Linked DNA regions of Mus musculus: region 1 is linked to region 2. A link is a loop called in an ENCODE intact Hi-C map of the cell type or tissue named here. Cell type or tissue: heart. All regions are shown on one strand. Each heading gives the region's core, and the rest is flanking DNA. Links, peaks and the distances in the headings are about the cores only. Region 1 holds the start of Sptbn1 (spectrin beta, non-erythrocytic 1). Region 2 holds the start of Eml6 (echinoderm microtubule associated protein like 6).

Region 1 (9,530 bases), core at 887-8,886, 200 kb after region 2:
CTCTGTAGACCTGGCTGGTCTGAAACTCAGACCTGCCTCTGTCACCTGAGTGCTGAGATTAAAGAAATGCACATCACTACCTGGCTGGCTGGCTTCCTTCCTTCCTGTCTGTCTGTCTTTATTTATTTTTAATTTGAAGGAAAGATTTGCACACATGACACGGCATGGTGTGGAGGTCAAAGAAAAACTGTTGTGACTCAATTCTCTCTTGACACTATGTGGGTCCCAGGGATCAAACTTGGGTTGGGAGGGCTGGTGGGCAATATTGCACCAGTCTTAAGCTGCCTCTTTTAAAGGCAATCATTTGTAAGTCTCCAGCTAGCCATGGCCTGCTATATAAATATCTGGGCCAAACAGAATTTCAATACCACACCCAATCTTACAGAAATTTGTACTAAAAGGAAACTGGGTTATTAAGTCAATTAAATTATAAATATAATTTTGCACTGAGGTTTCATTGAATCTACATTGCACCCAAGTCTGGTGTAAGACAAATTATGAAGGCGCAGTTACTAAGTGGAGGGCTCCAACAAATGAAGAATAACTGAGATACTGTCCTATAGCAGTTAGCACATGGCTTTGTTGAGCCTGCTTTGCATGAGACCAACCTCCACTTTCCCTGTCTCCCTCCATCCATCTCTCTTTCTCTTATTTGAGACAGTGTCTTACCACATCAATCTTAGCTGGCCTAAAACTTGCTAGGTAAACCAGGCTGGCCTCAAACTCACAAACATCTGCCTGCCTCTGTTTCCTGAGTGCTAGGATTAAAAGCATGGCCACCACACCTGGCCCCTGTCTGATATTTTACGATAATCCCTTTATTCTCCTTTAATTCTATCACATGCTGCTGCTGTTACTTGTTTTTGTATGGCAAGGATGAAATGAGGGCTCTGTCCATGTTGAACAACTGTGTTTTCTACTAGCAAACACATCTCTTTAATTCAGAGTACATGCATCTCTATTCTTGGCAAACAGAAATGACTTGACTAAAAATAATCATGAATTCAGGATTCTTTTCAAAGAATCCAATCAGCAGACACAGAATAAATGTTTAGCTCCCTTGTTTCCTGAATACTTTCTTGTGGGTTTCTAGTTCATGTGAATCATGTCAAAAGTACTGACAAACTTACAATTTAATAATCAAGGCACCTATTATAATAGACTTTGTATCGTAAACTAGAATATAATTGGAATAACTACTTAACATCTACCTGGCATGGTTTTTCTCTAGAAAATGAAACTGAATGGGAATGATCAGTGGCAAACCTACTCATTAACAGCATTAAATATGGCCTTCCCACAGGACACTGCTACTTTTCAGATCTAAAGCCCTTGTAACAAGGTACTTACCAACCTCTCACCGAAAAGATCAGCTAATCTGCCACTGGCATTACGTATACAGCCAAGTTGGATATTTTATATAAATATAGTATGTTAAAACACTTGAAATTAAAGATGTGTTAGAATTAAAAAATCCTTACAAACTCTTAGCAGCTCTTTCTAAATTGCTGTAAACATTATTTACTGTGTTCTAAACTATGTTGGTCATTAAGTTCGGCAGCTCTCCAAAAGTAAATGTCTTATAAAAGGGTAAGCAAGCTCTCATAGGATATGTTAAAGCAGGGAGAGGTCAACTTCAAGCAAGACAGCTTAAAAGAGAAATGGTTGATGTTCAAGGGACTACAGAACATCTGGTGACAGGTGGGACATACAACATCAGGACACTTACCTGCCAGGGCCTTGATGCGGGAGCGCTCAAAGAGCCTTGCAGAGCTGTTCTCATTGTCCCAGTCATCCACATCCCAGCGGTTGTTCACATCACTGTACTGCTGCTGGATCTCAATGTTGTCATAGTCTGTGGCTACCGTGGTCGTCATCTTGACTGTCTCAGCTGCTTGTCCACATCAGTTACTTTTCAGAGTTCTGTGAGTAAAAAAGGAAAAGCACAGGTGTGTATACAAAGTGTACATCCTCTATACACCTGCTGGGGTGATAATAAGGAAAAACTAGGACAGTCACTGCTTGTCCAGATGTGCCTTCTAGAGCCAAGGCCAGTTCTGAACTTTGGCTCTGCTTCATAGCACATGTGTGACCTCGGTCATGCTACTTTAATGCTTTCCCCAAACCCGGAGGAGGGAGAAGACTGAAGGAAACACTGGGTGCCAAATTAATGTTCTTTCCTAAAGGAGTTTAAAGTGTCTGGGCAGTGATGGTGCACACCTTTAATCCCAGTACTCAGGAGGCAGAGGCAGGCTGATCTCTATGTGTCTGAGGCCAGCCTGGAGTACAAGACAGCTATGGCTACACAGAGAAACCATGTCTTGAAAAAAACCAAAACAGAGCAAAATGAACCAAAAAAGTTTAAGGTGAAGGTTTAATGTTTTATCAGGGCTGTATCAGCATCTACATGGATCTTTTTAAGTGAATTCCCTTAGTTTTATTGTCTATTACCGTTTAGTTTTTCCTTCATAAGCTACTATATAAGAAAAACTAACAAATCATTCTGTCTCTATGTCTCATTTACATATTAGAATTGATGCCTAAGGTTAAGATGGAAGCATATGGCAACAAAGATAGTATCCATGCATAGTAAATACTCAATAGGTATTATAATTATTTATACCATTGTTACTATAAATTCTAGGACCAATACCAATAGTAATGCCCACTCCTTTAAAGCCCTTGAGGATAATGGTGGGTTTTTTTTTTTTTAAGGAATAACTATGAAATAAGCTCTGGCTCACTAAAGTCTTCACTTTATCAATGTATTCTTGGAGGATCAAGAGAAATATGTTTAGTTTTAAATACAGTTTCTCCATTCAATACAGCTATTACTCACATGCAGAACCCAACCATATTGAGGAATTACTACATGATCAGCAGTGCTCTAGATTCCTGGGGAGAACAATAAATGACACAAGTGTTACATCCTCATAGAAGGGAGACCAAAAACACACACACACAAAAGCCAGAGAGTTTAAGGAAAATAAAATACAAACAGATGAATTTGAAACTGGCTATTTTAGACTGGTCAGAAATAAATACTCTGCTTAGTGTAGGTCTCGGTGTCTAAAAGGTACAGATCATGGCCAGATCAAGAAGAATGGCACACCAGACAAAGGTACACCAAGGTATGCTCAGTATAGTTGGAGTCAGGTGTGCAGAGGGAAAGGTAAGGAGAGACAAGGCTAGGGGAGCTAGACAGGGCTCCCCTGCATAGCTCATCAGACTTGGCTGATGATGACCTTTGAGTCAGCATCGGCCACTGGTGGATGTGATTCTAAAGGATAGTTCTTGGTGCCATGTGGAAACAGATTCTAGGAGGCTACTCCAACGATGGAAGTGGTTTGGCACTGGCAGTAGTAGACGTGAATGTGGTAGTAGTGTGCGTGGGTATGTGTCAGGCATGCTGACAGGACTTGGAGAAAGGCCTGGATGAAAGGCTTGGATTCAGACTCAATCTTGGAGAACCAGACCTAAGGCTGAACTCTGGTTAACTAACAGGCTGGTGTCTAGCACCAGTTTCCAAGTTACTCCCCAACAAAACTTATGTGTAGCACCAGTTGGTTATTCTCCAACAAATCCGCACTCCAGGTTACAAGCCTGCCCTTGATACGTCACTTCTAACAACCATAAATCAGGAGAAAAGAATGTTGTTTATGGTTTGACACCTAGCACTAGCCAATTATGTTAACGGACAGCAACAGCCCCCCAATCAGATGCTTGCCAGAATAGAAACCTCCACCCCTTGCTAGCCATTTCCTATAAAACCTTGCCCAGATGAAAGTTCAGGGCAGCTTCAGCAAACCGTCCTGTGGGTCAGTGGTGAGTAAGCCCAGGCAGTCTGCTCCTGGTTGGTCTTTTTGGGCTCTTGAATGCATCTTGGTACAATATGGCTAGTCCTATGGCATTTCTAAGGTTCTGTGGTTAATTCTATTGCTATGGTTAAGTTCCTGTATGTGTTCAATTTCACTACAGGGACTCAGGCTCAATCAGTTACACAAAGCTATCCAAGTAAGTTAACTGCAAATCTAAGAAGGGAATATGATGGAGATAGCTTCTGTCTCATTGGTAGAAAGATCACAAGGCAAATGGTGCTGGTTATTTCCTCTCCTTCTCTCTTCTCACATTAAGATTAAAAAACTAATAGTAAGAGCTTTGTACATGGATGCTCACTTGGCCCAACTGTCACTCAATGTGCACCAAGAATGTGCACAGGGGTCAGTCTGCATAGCTCATTACTAGCATCTGTATGCTAATAGAATAAGATCACCACCCAGCAATACAGGACTACAATAGGGTCTCCATGCTGAAATGAACCACCTGTGTCTTGACTGGCACCATCAGTGGCCCAAAACGTCCCCTGCCTCCTCTTTTACCATTATAGTTCTCTCACAAGCCATCAACATATCCTATGTGCTCTTGAGGAAATAGCACCACATCCACTGACAAATGATCCACAGCATCTGCTCTTGCATTCATTCACTACAGCATAAACATCACATTCCTTCCTGGAAGTGAAATTCCCCCCAGACAGATGCAATCAAGCCTAACAATACAAGTGTGTTGGTATACTCATTTAACAGTTATGCTAACAACATATTTACAGGTTTTTACAAAACCACAAATGAACAGCTAAAACCTATTGACTGAATGACCTTATAGTTAAGCAACTCTAACACAGGGATGGGCGCAAGACGTGGGAAGGACCAGCCATATAGTCACACTAGTAACCTTGGAGATGGTCAATTTTCACGACTACTGCAACATCGCAGCCTTTTATAAAATCTGTCTTGGAATATTTTATCTCTAGTAAAGAAAACCTTTACAATACTATTAACTCCTTGGAGTATAATCATTCAAAGTATAGAAAAGTTGATTTAATCCAACTCAAGGAGAAACCCAAACAGGGCAAACCCTTCACCAAGGAAGTTCTAGCTATTTGGTGCCATCTACTGACCAAGCTGGATAAGCTACACTGTGGCCCCAGAGCCCGTAGCACCTGCCTAGGTGCCTACTCCTTTGTTCTGGCTCCGGAGTCTCCTACTGAACCCCTTCCCTGCTCTCACAAGTGACTGAACCTCTTCACAAACCTGACCCATCACCAGGTACCAGCTGCCCTCCAGTTTCCCAATGAGTTATTCCTAGATCCATGAATCAAATAAGCTCTAGAGTTTCAGCATGGGCTGCTACATGTCATAACCATTAAGAAAGAAGTGAATTTCAGGCCGGGCATGGTGGCGCACACCTTTAATCCCAGCAACTCGGGAGGCAGAGGCAGGCGGATTTCTGAGTCCAAGGCCAGCCTGGTCTACAAAGTGAGTTCCAGGACAGCCAGGGCTACACAGAGAAACCCTGTCTCAAAAAACCATTTCTGAGTTCGAGGCCAGCCTAGTCTACAAAGTGAACTTCGGGATAGCCAGGGCTACATAGAGAAATCCTGTCTCAGAAAACAAAGCAAGACAAAAAATAAAGGAGAAATTACTGAATAGGACTTTGCTATTGATTACACTGAAGAGACAATAGGACGCCATGGAGATGAGAATCAGATGTCAGTCGGTGAATTCAAATTCCCAATTTTAAAAAATTGAATATTTTATTTATTTACATTTCAAGTGTTATCCCCTTTCCAGATTTCCCTCCCCCAGAAACATGTTATCTCATCCCCCCTCCTCCTGCATCTATGAAGGTGTACCCCTACCCACCTACCCACTCCCACCTCTCCACCCTAGCATTCCCCTACTCTGGGGCAAGGAGCCTTCAGGGAACCAAGGGCCTCTTCTCCCATTGATGCCCAACAGGGCCATTCTCTGCTACATATATGGCTGGAGCCATGGGTCCCTCCAAGTGTACTCCTTGGTTGATGGTTTACACCCTAGGAGCTCTGGTTGGTTGATATTGTTGTTCTTCCTTTGGAGTTGCAAACCCCTTCAGCTCCTTCAGTCCTTTCTCTAACTCCTCCATTGGTGATCCCGTGATCAGTTCAATGCAAAACCACAAATTTTAATAAATGACCTTCACTTTTCTTCTGAGGTACAACCCTCATTAGCTATCCACATCAGAGGTATACCTAAAACTCGAGGATCTTAAATAAATGAGGATGTGGACTGGCCCTTATTAAGGTATAATTACAGCCTAGCTCAGCATCTTGTCTGGCCATTTCTCCCAGCACATATATTTGAAATGGGAGGTCTTATCTGTCCTGAAGGACTGAACATTCATCGTGGATGTATGCTAATGTAATCTATGTAAGCATCTAGTGTAAGCACAAAAACACAGACAGTACATGTATGATATTGAAATATGGCAGGTAATGCAATAATGGAAGCCATGTCTATAAGACTACAGAATGGGGGATAGGAATGACAAATAGCTAAGGAGAAAACTTCCATGTGCTCTTGAAAGAAAGCCTGAGAAGACAGGAAGGTGAGGAACATACTGCTTCCTGTCAAAAAATTAGAATTTCATACAACAGTCTGTGATGTAGAAACCAACAGAGGGCTGCTCCTCCCTACACTGTCTGCTACGGAGGACAACTGAAGGGTTGACCATCCTCTGCCTACAATATCCTAATGAAAGCAACTGCAAAAACCTTCATTCCCAATGTTCAGAGATCACTTTCCTACCAGATACAAAGGGCCACTGGGAATTGGCATATGCATATTACTTGAAACAAATCTTGTTTTTTTTTTTTTTTTTAAGGTAAGCAAATTCAGCCAGGTTCTATAAGGAGTGAAATTACCCTTAAAAAGATGCCAGCAAGAAACCCAGTGGCTTAGTCACTTCTATATTAAAACATTCAGCCAGTCTTGTCATCATAGCTTAAGGACTTATTGAGGTTGGGAAAATGGTCCAGCAATTACAGGAAGTTTCTGGTCCTGAACCTTAGGTTCAGTTCCTAGCACTAACATCAGCAGTCCACAACTGTCTGAAACACAGTTCTAGGGAATTCAACTTCCTCTTCTGATTTCCACAAACACTACACACATAGGCACACCCACAGAACTAAAATTAAAAATTTAAAAGCACTTAAAAACCACAAGCATAGCCACAAGCAAAGCTCTATAAAAATACAGGAGGAGAGAATGGGATCCCTCCCCTCTGTCCTTCCTCTATGTCACAGAGAACAAAAGAAGGAACAATGAAATGATACGCACATTTAGTATTTGAGTTTCTTCAATAAAAATCTTGATATTAAGTATGAGTTAAGTTCATTTGCTATTTCTGTTATTCATTTTCTCTGCCTATATATGTGATAAGTATATACATTTTAAATATAATCTTGCTAAGTCCTAATCTTTTTTTTTTTTTAAATCAGCTGTTTTGAAAGTAAACAAGCTGGGCATGGTGGCACACGCCTTTAATCCCAGCACTTGGGAGGCAGATGCAGGTGGATTTCTGAGTTCGAGGCCAGCCTGGTCTACAGAGTGAGTTCCAGGACAGCCAGAGCTACACAGAGAAACCCTGTCTCGAAAAAAACAAAAAACTAAAAACAAAACAAAACAAAAAAAGAAAAAAGAAAAGAAAACAATAAGACAAGGAAGAGTTAGCTTCTCTGATCTGTCATTCATCAGCCTTGAAAGTCACTGAATTCGAACCAGACTAACTTTTTTAAAGTGCATAGCTATGATAATATACACAACAGTTAAAAGGCTATCTTTGTTTCTGCTCCACTTACAATGAGTAATTAAAACTGAAATCATTAACTCAGAACAGGCCTAGCATCATGGTTCACAGACAATGTAGTGTTTCTGACCATTATAGTATTTTCTGCCTTACATATACTTTCAAACAGTTTTAAATAACATCAGAATATAGTGCCAATGCCAAAATGCCAGCCCTGCACTTCAGCAAGTTAGGCATTTAAGTGCTTTATTTGTTCTGAAGCTTGGTGAGCCAGAGCTGTGCTTTCCTGAACAGCAGAGTAACACTATTCAACAGCGTGGACTCTGTTTGGGAGCTTGTTCTTCTGGAGCAAATTCATCAAGTAAAATGCACACCTCAATTTTCTGGAATAAATATCAAATGAAAGCATGCGAAACTGCCACAAACAACAACCGTGTATCAAATGTCCCTGACACACACAGAGGTCCGGGATCCTACCTGTTCTAGACATTGTCATAGAACCACTACCCCCACCATAGCAAGTGCTCACAAACAATCTCAGATGAAATGACAGGTGGAAGACTGTCGCCACCCAGCTTCTAAGTATAAAACACAAAAATACTATTTCTGCCCAAGGCATATGAATCCTGGACCCCAGTATGAACTGCTATTGTGTAAGGGGACAGCCTGTCCTTTATGCAGATTCATTTAGCAAAGAATGAATTTTTATGAGAAATTTATTTTCACCCGGCTCAAAGTAGGGTGGGCTATTCTTAGGTAGAACTAAAGAAATACTAATTTTACTTGATTTGCCTATAATATTTATTACAAATATATACTTTATTGTAAATAAGATTATTTCCCCTTTACAAAATGACTTAAGTTCTAGGTACAATTGGCTGCCCAAATGTTCAGGTTTAAACTGTATTCACTTTGTTCAAGGGCCACTCATACAACCTACTGCTGAGCGGAGCACTTTCTCAGCCTCCCCCTCTGTGTGCTAGCTGAGTGTTTTCCAAGTTGAGGTAGAAATCTGTAGTCTTGTAAATTAACAAAAAAAATTACATGGAAGCTGGCCTATGACACTCAAAAGAGAGAACATGACAATCCCAGAAAAAACATTTAAGCACAAACAAACTTCTGTTTCTACAATTGCTTAAACATGATCACAATCTAAAAGAATTGTTCAACAAAAACCAATATATGCAGTATGGGATACAATCAAATTCTGTACATAACTGTTTAAAAGTCTGCTTACAAAGGTCCCAAAATACTGTCATACTTTTAGGACTATGGAAGGCTTCTAACTGGATTCTTTGGTAGGTGACTAGACATGGTTTAAGTTTGTTTTCCCCAAGACCAGACCATAATCCAACCAGAAGATGTGTCATCTAATTTCTCAGAATGTCACAGGGTACACAGGCCTGTCCATGGCCACACAGGCAGGGACATGTGATTTAAACTTGCCTATCTCCCACTCTATTGCTCAAATGACCTTAATAGGGAAAGGAAGTTCTTATCAAGTGAAGACCTCAATCAGGTTTAGGAATAAAAGAAATGGAAAACTTGCCCTGCCTCAGCAACAAGGTCAAAGGCTCTGGAGAGAGTGACCTGACATCGACATCATTCTGAATGTCTTCAAAACCTCTTCAGTAATGGGATTTTGGCAGCTGCATGTCACCGCTATCTGCCTGACCAAAACTGAGCCCATAACTTCATGTCTTTGAAGTATTATTAATAGAAAAGATTGTTTCTGAATATCTACATCACTCCCTCTTTGTTTTTCCTTCCCCTCCGATGCCTTCAAAGCAGCTGGTTTTCCAGCAGCAGAGAAAAGTGTGAACAGGATGACAGGAGGGTCCTGGACGTCTGCAGAGAAGATGCTGTGATTTATGCAGAGAAAAATCTAAGGGCTGGCCAGCTAA
Region 2 (9,530 bases), core at 415-8,414:
AACAGTGCATTTAGGGTTTTTTTTTTTCCCCCTTTAGAGAAAAACTGTGTACTAAGAATCCACATCCCATCACCTCCAAATGGTTCAGTGAACTGTCATGTTACTATCATATAACCCCAGGGAATCTCCTGTTTAATTGCTACTGTTCCCCTTCCCCCAAAGGATTATGTCTTATTTGGATGTTGTAATGGAAAGCACTGCATGAAGACAGACAGAACAAACACACAATGGGTTTAAATTTTTAAACATCCAACCTTTTCATGAGTCACTGTTAACCATTTGCACCTGTGCCTTTAATAATCAGCCACACAATTAGCAAGGCAAAATCTGCAGGATCCGTGGGAAGAAACTGAATAAAGATGCCCCAATCACAACCATTCCCAAATCAGAGAAGAAAGGAAAGGGGGCTTTGTCTGTGACAAAAAGAAACTTTTACATGTCAGTTTTACCAAATCTAGAGAGCATTAGAGCTGCCGGTACTCAAAATCTTCATCTTCTGTCAAAGCACCAAAGCTGGGTGTGGTGGTTCACAACTATAAGCTCAGCACTCTGAGGGAGAAGGATTTCCATGAGTTTGTGGCCAGCCTGGGCTCCATATCGCATTGCAGGCCAACCTAGGCTACAAATGTAACATCCTATCTCAAAAAAACAAGGGGTGGGGGGAGTCAAGATCTCGAGAGTGTGTGTGAGTGTGTGTGTGTGTGCACTCCTGTATTTCCAAGAATTAAAATTTACCTTCTGTAACCATTTTCAACACAATAAGAAAAATCACCCTAATTGAGGAAGCTAATCTCACTGGGGACAGTGAGAAGGCAGGACCATTGACATTACAATACTTCACCACTTATCCCATGTAAAAAGCAAATTTAGAGCAACAGGAAGAATACTCTGGGGATGTGTGTGTGTGTGTGTGTGTGTGTGTGTGTGCGCTGCTCTGCATCAATGGAACACACACATTTGGAAGGTACAAGAAATAAGATCTCTGTTCCTTGCATCTATCCTTAGCAATCATTGTCTCTGTGAGTGAATGTGTCCATACCCTGGAAAGTATCCTCAATTGCCATAGGCAGAAAGGGATTCCCTATGAACTGCATCTGGACCACACCTTAATTGGCCATAGGGAGATGCTGACAAAGGCTGGGAAGAAACATGCCTAGTCTAGACAAGAGGATAGCACAAAGAATCAAATATGCCCCCCCCTTTAATTAAACAAGAAGGACCCTAAAATGACTATTGTGTGCAATGGAGTTCTCCTAGACCATCCACTATAACATACTGCTCATTCTATGAGCTAGATGGTAAGATTTTGTGGTCCAGCTGCTGCTACCAGCCTTTTAAAACCCTTAAAATGTTGTGGAAATCATCCTTGTAGTATGTAAATATGCTTTCGGGGCTAAAACACTGCTGAAATATCAAAAAATACTTCCCACCCACTACAAAAAAATGCCTTAGGTCCAACGCATATGGGATGAAGATTCAAAACTGCCTGTATCAAAATTTCTTTTCTCTCTCTCTCTCTCTCTCTCTCTCTCTTTCTTTCTTTCTTTCTTTCTTTCTTTCTTTCAAATCCACTTGCTTGTTGAAGAACCTACTGAGGAGCCCTCCAAAAATGCCACCCACAGTTCATCTATTGCTCCTACTATTTACCTTGCTAGAGAAGAGTGGGGAGTGTTTGGTAGTTACCCAGTCCTTCCACTTGTAGCAGGAAAGAACAAAAAATGCAGCACAACACTTAACTCAGAAGAGATTTAAAAGCCTTTGAAAGGACAGACCTCTCCCTCCCACCTACACCTCGCTCCCTATTCCCGCTCTGGCCCTAGCATCTGCAGCCCTTCTCTAAGCGGCTCCCAGGAAAATCCTTTATTCCCTAAGGTTCTTGGACATGACCCCGGTTATTCCCACCCTTCCATATCCAATCCCTTCCCACCACCCCAGAGGTCCTTACCTGATAATGTCGTCGTTGTGTCCCAGGAAGAATTTTTGGCTGTGCTCTCGGGTGTTGTACACCACCCCTACCCCAGCTACAAAGTAGACCACCTCCTTGCCGGCGGTGTAGTACAGGTTGTTGCGGCACTGGTGACCCCGGTACCCGTACACCCACTCCAGCCGGAGCTGGCATCTGGGAGCTGTCCGATCCGCCATGATAAGCCGACACCGCGCGACCCCCGGGTGCCCCGAGCGCCGACTCTGTCCTCTTCAAGGCTCGAGCTGCGACGGACCTGCAAGGGCTCAGGGTACAGCACCGGGCGCCAATTTCCGCGGCGACGCACAGACACAGCCCAGCACGCTGGCCGCCACCATCATCTGCTGCTGCGGGAGAGGAGCCGCCGACGCCGGTGCACAGCAGCAAGACCCCGCTGGGCTCCCCGACTCCTTCTCCCGGGGTCAAGCGGGCCTCGAGGGTACCAGTACCCGCACACACGCCTCACTGCACCTGCGGGCTTTGGGCGGCGGGAGAGGTTCTCCCCGGGGTCACCCGGCCTTTAAAATCAGAGATCTGCATATCCAGACACGGATTACCAGTTCTCCAAGTTTGAGGAGCGCGGGGGGCTTCGCAGCAGGCGGTGGGATTTATTCTGTGACAGGTCTGATCTGACAGGCAGACGGTTACTCCGGTTTACTGCTTTGCCATCACCGTCCTTGGATCCGAAACTGACAGTCTATATCTAGGATGCGAGAACGAGGAAGAGAAAGAATTTTTGCATGTCACCCAGCACAAGAAAATAATTACCAAACTAAAACCAAGTTGTGGGATTTTTGTTTGTTTATTTTTGGTTTTTTTTTTTTTTGATTGTCCACATTTCTCCTTCCATATCCACCTTAATTATAGGAAATACTCCCTAAACACTTCTGGCCGGTAGTTGCTGCTCCAATTTGCAGTAACACTTGCTGTTTCCTCTATAAAGCCAGGGTGAATATGCAATGGTCATTCTTTTAGATGTTCCAATTAGCTGTCATATATGTGTTTAAAATCCAAACCCTCTATGCGCCTTCTCTTCACAGAGAAAATCATAAAAACAAATAAATACTTAACAGCTCTCCCCTAATTAAAGACTCCAATTGCAAGTGTCATAATTTTTTTTTCTCTGAATCGGAGGAAATCCGGCTACCTACAAATGCTCCCGATCGAAAAATAATAATAAAAATAATAAAATAACAGCAACAATAATAAAGTGTCAAAAAAAATCATGCTCCTCTCCCCACGGAGATTTGAGCTAGCTATGAGACCCAAGGGCTCTAGGATCTTGCCTTTAGGTTGGCAGGAGGGGGGGCGGGGTCTCCCGTGGAGCCCGGGTGTCAGCGACACCCCATGCTCAACCTGGCGCCCACTTTTGCAGATCTGAGGGTTGGTAGCCCCAGGTACACCTGGCTCAGGCTCTACGGTCCTAGCGAGTTCCTGCACTCCCACCCGGACCAGCCTCGCACGTAGCATCCCTGCTTTCTCCGCCTCTAACCTCTGCTGCCGGCCTTGCGTCCAGGATCTCGCACCAGCCAGCGAAATCCTCTGCCTGCCCTCCCTCCCTCCCCGCGCTCCCGGGTTAGGTTTCGTCACCGGGGATCTGGGGACCAGCTCTTCCTCCTTCCCTGGCTCCAGGGGCGGGGCCAGCGCAGGGAAGAGTTACGCGGCGAAATTGCGCCGGTTCGGAAACGCAGACGCCTCCTAGGGCCGAAACCTCACCTCCCTTTGCCCGCCTGTTCCCTATGCATCTTGGAAATCGTAGTCCTCTGTAAACCAGCTGCTGAGGCGAGCGCCTCTAGTGTACTACAAGTCCCAGGATTCCATGCATCCGCAGGGCCTTAGTACCGGTGCCAGGGAAGTCTGCGTTTCTCCTATCGGACCCAGCAACTCACCCAGAATGGCGTTGGTGTTCCATGGTGACCCAGGCCAGCGGCATGCGCGTCTGTGCTGAAAGCAGAAAAGATGACGTGGAAAAAAATTCAGGGGCTTTCCTCAGGACTTTCACTTGCGCCAGTCCCAGAGGATTGCTGTAGCCCATCTCTTTCCTTGTTGCAGCACTTGACTAACGCTGTTTCCTACTTCAGTTTCCCCTATTATTCCAAAGGATTCTGATTTATCCAAGTGCAGTGTTACAAAGTTTAAGAAAAATACAGTGGCGTGTGGTCACTCTGTCATGTGTAGGGAAATAAGCGCCTTCCTGTGACCTGCCTTGTGCCCATGCAATAAATTTGGCCGTAAAAAACAGAAGCCAGTGGCTATTCTAAAACTACCTGGAATAAACTAATTTATTCGTTCTGATTTTCAGATTATGGCCGCAGCCAACTTTTGAGAACAGATTTTATAATCCACTTGACTAAGAAGCTACGAAAGGTTGATACTTTTGACTCTTCTGTGTTCAAGATGTTTCTTTATCTACGTGGAGTTTTAATAGGATGCTGTCCTGGTAGGAAAGGCAATGCTATAGATAAGCACCTAAGTGTAGTGAGCTGTTGCCTACAATGTTGAAGAGAAATTGAATACACTTCATATTTTCTGAGAAAACAGAGTCAACAAATTCGAGGAGGTCTCTCTCTCGCTCTCTCTTTAAGACAGTAAGGACACTACTAAACATTAAAACATGGCTTAGAGGGGCTTGAAATGTCTTGGTCTGCTTTCTATTCCTTTAATCATTTATGCAGAATTTTGTTTGTTTGTTTGTTTGGTTGGTTGGTTGTTTGGTTGATGATTCTAGAGGCAAGGAAAACCAAGAACATTGCGCTCATCATCTGATGATGGGCTTAACTACATCCTATGCTGGTAGAGGGCATCACATAGCATGATAGAACGAGAATGCTAACTCCTGTGTCTTTTTAAAGCCATTAGTGTCATGGTCGACCCAACCTCATTGACTTATTGATTTATCTAATGCTGACTAACTCACAGAAGCCTTATCTCCAAATACCATTAACATGTAAATCAGAAAATTGAATTTTAAATATATGGACTTTGTGGAATATGGTCAAACCATAGCAGAAACAAAGTTGAGAGCAAAAATCGAGATGGTGAATTTCGTAGAGAAATAAATTATATATAAGAAGACAAAAACATCTTCCAGAAATAATAAGGAAAAGCTTCATGGAAGAAATATGAAATATAGGCACAATTGAGATAAATTGAAAAAGATAAAAGAGCACTCTGCCTTTTTTTATTAAATAAAAGGGTGTACAAAAATACAGACAGATTTATTTAAAGAGTAAATTTTAAATGGAACTGAACAGAGATGTTTGTACTACTTAAAATAATGAAGAATCTTTAATTCACTTGAAGAGAAAAATAACAATAAACGTAATAGTAATTGGCTGGGTATATTGATGCATACTTTTAATCCCAACACTCTGTAGACAGAAGCAGACAGATCTCCATGAGTTCAAAGCCAGCTTGCTTTACATAGAGAATTCCAGGACAGCCAGGGGCTACATAGAGAGATCCTGACACCACCCCCCCCTCAAAAAAAGTAGTGATCAAAACATGTGGTATCTAATAGTCTGAGGCAGAGCCTGGAGTACTTCTTAAGAGACAGTGGCAATGGCCCAGAAAAAAATAGACATACTCTGTTGAAAAACTAGCAGTGGTAAAAGCCAGGCTGGCTTGGAACCCACACTCTTCTGCCTTCCAAGAACTGAAACTAAAGGAATGTACCACCAGGCCCCGCTGGTCACAGTCATTTGTCACTACAATAGAGACCCTAAGACAAAAATTGGTATCAGAATATGCTCTGACAGACCTGAGTATGTATTTATGGTAGGATCATGAAGGGACTTCGAAACTTTGAGCTAGAAACACCACTGAATGAATGTTCACAGCTTAATGAGCAGATATGTGAACTTAGACGATAATGCTGAGAGCAGTGCAGATGATAGAGGTTTGGCTTATGAAGTTCCTCCTTCCAAGACTCTGTCCATTCCATCAGTGTAATATTTTGAATTAAAAACCATTAAAGAAACTTTGCTTTTCTAGGGCAATCAGTGCTTGTCATCAGGAGCTGAAAACACAGGGAAATGTTTCCTCAGGTTCAGCATACAGAAGTTGTGGTCCAGAGGGGCCTAGGCTATACTTGTGCTGGCAGTCAAACAGTAATTTGTAAAATTCTCCCAAGTAACAGTAGTTTTGAAGGCCTGAAGTGGTCATGGAGAGCAATTGAGGTTTGGTGCTAGAAGAGGCTATGATGAATGAAGAGGCTATTGGTGAATGTTAAAGTAGAAGCAGCCTCAGTTAAAGTAGAAAGCCTAGGACTTAAAGGGTCATATATGTGGCAGGGTCAGAGAGCACAGGAAAGGCTATTGGTGAAGGTTAAGCACAGGTTCAGTAGAATCCTACTGTAGTAAATGAGTTTTCTGGAGGTGGCTACTCCCCTTTTTACTCCTAAATATCTACTGGGGGTTTCTATCCCACTTTTGTCCACATAATTTTCAAGTAAACAAGACAGAAACACTGCAATTTAATAATATACTGTAGGCACTACATTGGGCAGGTTCTGAGCTATCTAATCTCTTCACCTGTTAAAACACACATAAATGCCAATTACTTGCCAATCTGATGCATCCTGGGGCATGCCTGGTGTTGCAGGCCGTCCAGCGGCTCATGAGGAACGGGTACGGCTGAGATGGCAGACTCGAGCTGAAAGAAAAGGAACTAGATGGATGGGAGAAAGAATGGAGCTAAGACAATTGGGTTCTGATCAAAGCTCAATTTTACTATTCAGTGCACCGGGTTATGAAGAAGGGGGAAGGGGCCCATTCCCACCAAATCATCCTGGAGTCCAGTTTCAGGTGACCACGTGCTTGGCTCTGGAACAGCTAGGCAGCAGGCAGCAGCAGTGGGAGTGGCAGAACGATAGGGTGGCAGGCTCCATCCCGATGCTCTCTTCTTGCTAACAGTGAAGTCTGAGCAACCAGGTTTCAGGCTGAGGGTGGGGAGGTTACAGTCTGGTCCATCAGCCTGTCTTCAGGGTGAACCTTTCTTAGCCATGTGCTCTTGGTCCATCCTACCTAATAGCAACTCTCTCCTTTCCCCTGTGGTCTCTCCTGAAACCCTTCCCTTGATTCTTAGTCCTGCCTTCCCATCCTTCCTGCCGAGTCATAGGGTTTAGCCTTTTATTAACCAATCAGGGATTATTGGGGAACATTCTTTACAATGCATTGATTAATACAGTGCCCCAATATCAGGTTACAGTCTGGTCAAGGGCACTGAACTCAGCATCTGATTATACAGCACACAAGACAAGCCCCAGGATCTCCCCCCAGCCCCCCCCCCCCATCTTTAGATCAATAAAAAGCCCTTTTCTTACAATAATAACCTATATACAATAAGAAAAATATAAAACAATTCACAATGTCCAGTCATTTCTATTTGGCAACATAGGAGAGAGTATTCTATTATCTATTCTATCTTAGTGAGTTTAGAGTTCTATACCTAATTCGTTTTCTATCATAATTTGTGCTTCCATACTAAAAACATCTTATGTCCTAGACAACTTAAGCTTTTACTGTGAGACTAATACTATTTAGTCTTTAACCCCATCAGAGACTTGAGAAGGGATAAATTTTACCTGAGTATGTAGGAAGTTGAGGCAAACAGCTTCCAAAATTATAGAAATGATAGACAGCCAATGGTGTTACTCAAAAATTAATCAACAGTTACTCAAAAATTTATCTGAGATGTAGGAGCATTAATCTTCAGCCTTCTGCTCCAGAATATCTTGACAGACTTTTCTGTGAAGTAGTAAATATAAAGGGCTAGTCTTACCTTGTCCTTGCATTGCTCAGCAGTCAACTTCCCTGTGACCAGGTTTGTCCATTTGGACAGTATTCTGTCTGCAGTTGAAGCAAGGGAAGCTTCATTGTTGTTTTGTTTTGTTCTATTTTGCTGTTGTATTTTGAAGCAAATTCAATAAGGAAATTCTTCAATACTCATCATCTTCTTAGAAGTAGAAATATGGGTACTGCCAAGAGCTGACATGTCTTATTGTTAAAAAAGACTTCAACTGGAACTGGAGAGATGGCTCAGAGGTTAAGAGCACTGTGTGCTCTTCCAGAAGACCTGAGTTCAATTCCCAGCAACCACATGTTGGTTGATAACCATCTATAATGAAATATGATGCCCTCTTCTAGCCTGCAGGCATACATACAGGCAGAACACTGTACATCAATAGACAAATAATTTTTTCAAAAGACTTAAATTAATAATATCTTTAAATGTCATATTCTGTAGATCTCAGGTTTTTTGAAGACCATCTGTATTAGTCAGGGTTCTCTAGAGTCACAGAACTTATGGATAGTCTCTATATAGTAAAGGAATTTATTGATGACTTACAGTCTGCAGCCTGATTCCCAACAATGGTTCAGTAGTAGCTGTGAATGGAAGTCTAAGGATCTAGCAGTTACTCAGTCTCACACAGCAAGTGGGCGAAGGAGCAAGAGCGAGATTCCCTTCTTCCAATGTCCTTATATTGTCTTCAGCAGAAGGTGTAGCCCAGATTAAAGGTGCATTCCACCACACCTTTAATCCCAGATGACCTTGAACTCGGAGATTTAATCTTCTGGAATCCATAGCCACTATGCCTCAAGATCTCCATACCAAGATCCAGATCAGAAACTTCTATCTCGAAGCCTCCAGATAAGGGTCACTGGTGAGCCTTCCAATTCTGGATTGTAATTCATTCCAAATATAGTCAAGTTGACAACCAGGAATAGCCACTACACCATCTATCTACCTAGTATATCTGAATTGACAAACATTGATTGTTACTAGATATTAACTATCTGTTCAACCTAGGAAATATATTTCTGTAATAAACTAGACTAGTATCTAACATGACTATGAGTTTGAGTGATTATTAGCTTACATTACCCGATTTTTCTAAATAGATTTTAGTGGCAGCTTTAAAAGAACTGGAACTGGGTTTTTCCAGTTTCTGGCTATCACAAATAAGGCTGCTATGAACACAGTGGAACACGTGCCCCTGTAGTATGGTGGGGCATCTTTTGGGTATATGTCCAAGAGTGGAACATCTGGGTCTTCAGGTAGATATATTTGCAATTTTCTGAGGAACTCCACATCCTCACCAACATGTGCTGTCACCTGAGATTTTTATCTTAGCTATTCTGTTTGGTGTAAGGTGGAATCTCAGGGTTGTTTTAACTTGCATTTCCCTGATGACTAAGGACTTTGAACTTTTAAGTGGTTCACAGCCATTTGGGATTCCTCTGTTGTGAATTCTCTGTTTAGTTCTATACCCCATTTTTTGAGTGGGTTGTTTGGTTTCTTGGTGGTTAGCTTCTTGAGTTCTTTATATATTTTGGATATTAGCCCTCTATCAGATGTGGGGTTAGTGAAGACTTTTTTTTTTTTTTTTTTTTTTTTTTTGCAATCTGTAGGTCTTATTGACTATTTACTTTGCCTTACAGAAGCTTTCCAGTTTCACAAGGTCCCATTTATCAATTGTTGATCTTAGAGTTTGAGCCATTGGAGTTCTGTTTAAGAAAATTTCCCCCTGTGACAATGAGTTCAAGGCTCTTTCCTACTTTCTCTT

Evidence for each region. Hi-C counts contacts between places; a loop is a spot of excess contacts. Peaks named below come from ENCODE experiments on the same cell type or tissue, not always from the same donor. Only the 100,000 strongest peaks of a DNase experiment are listed, where the experiment ranks them.
Region 1: a loop joins it to region 2, with 2.5 times the contacts of the local background. A loop is called at or near these places in 2 of 42 quality-filtered maps.

Annotation. Positions count from the first base shown.
Region 1 is chr11:30,217,850-30,227,379 of GRCm38, forward strand. It overlaps Sptbn1 (spectrin beta, non-erythrocytic 1), which reads right to left and starts at 1,923. Exons shown (of 35, transcript NM_175836.2): 1 at 1,730-1,923. The coding sequence starts at 1,877. Gm51887 (a long non-coding RNA gene) reads left to right here and starts at 3,768. Exons shown (of 3, transcript XR_003949652.1): 1 at 3,768-3,825. In heart, for the core only: a CTCF peak has its summit at 4,959 (motif pointing left); no DNase peak of the experiment used is centred there.
Region 2 is chr11:30,022,435-30,031,964 of GRCm38, forward strand. Eml6 (echinoderm microtubule associated protein like 6) reads right to left here and starts at 3,599. Exons shown (of 42, transcript NM_146016.2): 1 at 3,456-3,599; 2 at 1,946-2,666. The coding sequence starts at 2,142. In heart, for the core only: a CTCF peak has its summit at 3,689; DNase peaks (open chromatin) are centred at 2,167, 2,487 and 3,677; H3K4me3 peaks cover 2,627 bases; H3K27ac peaks cover 1,669 bases; H3K27me3 peaks cover 1,751 bases.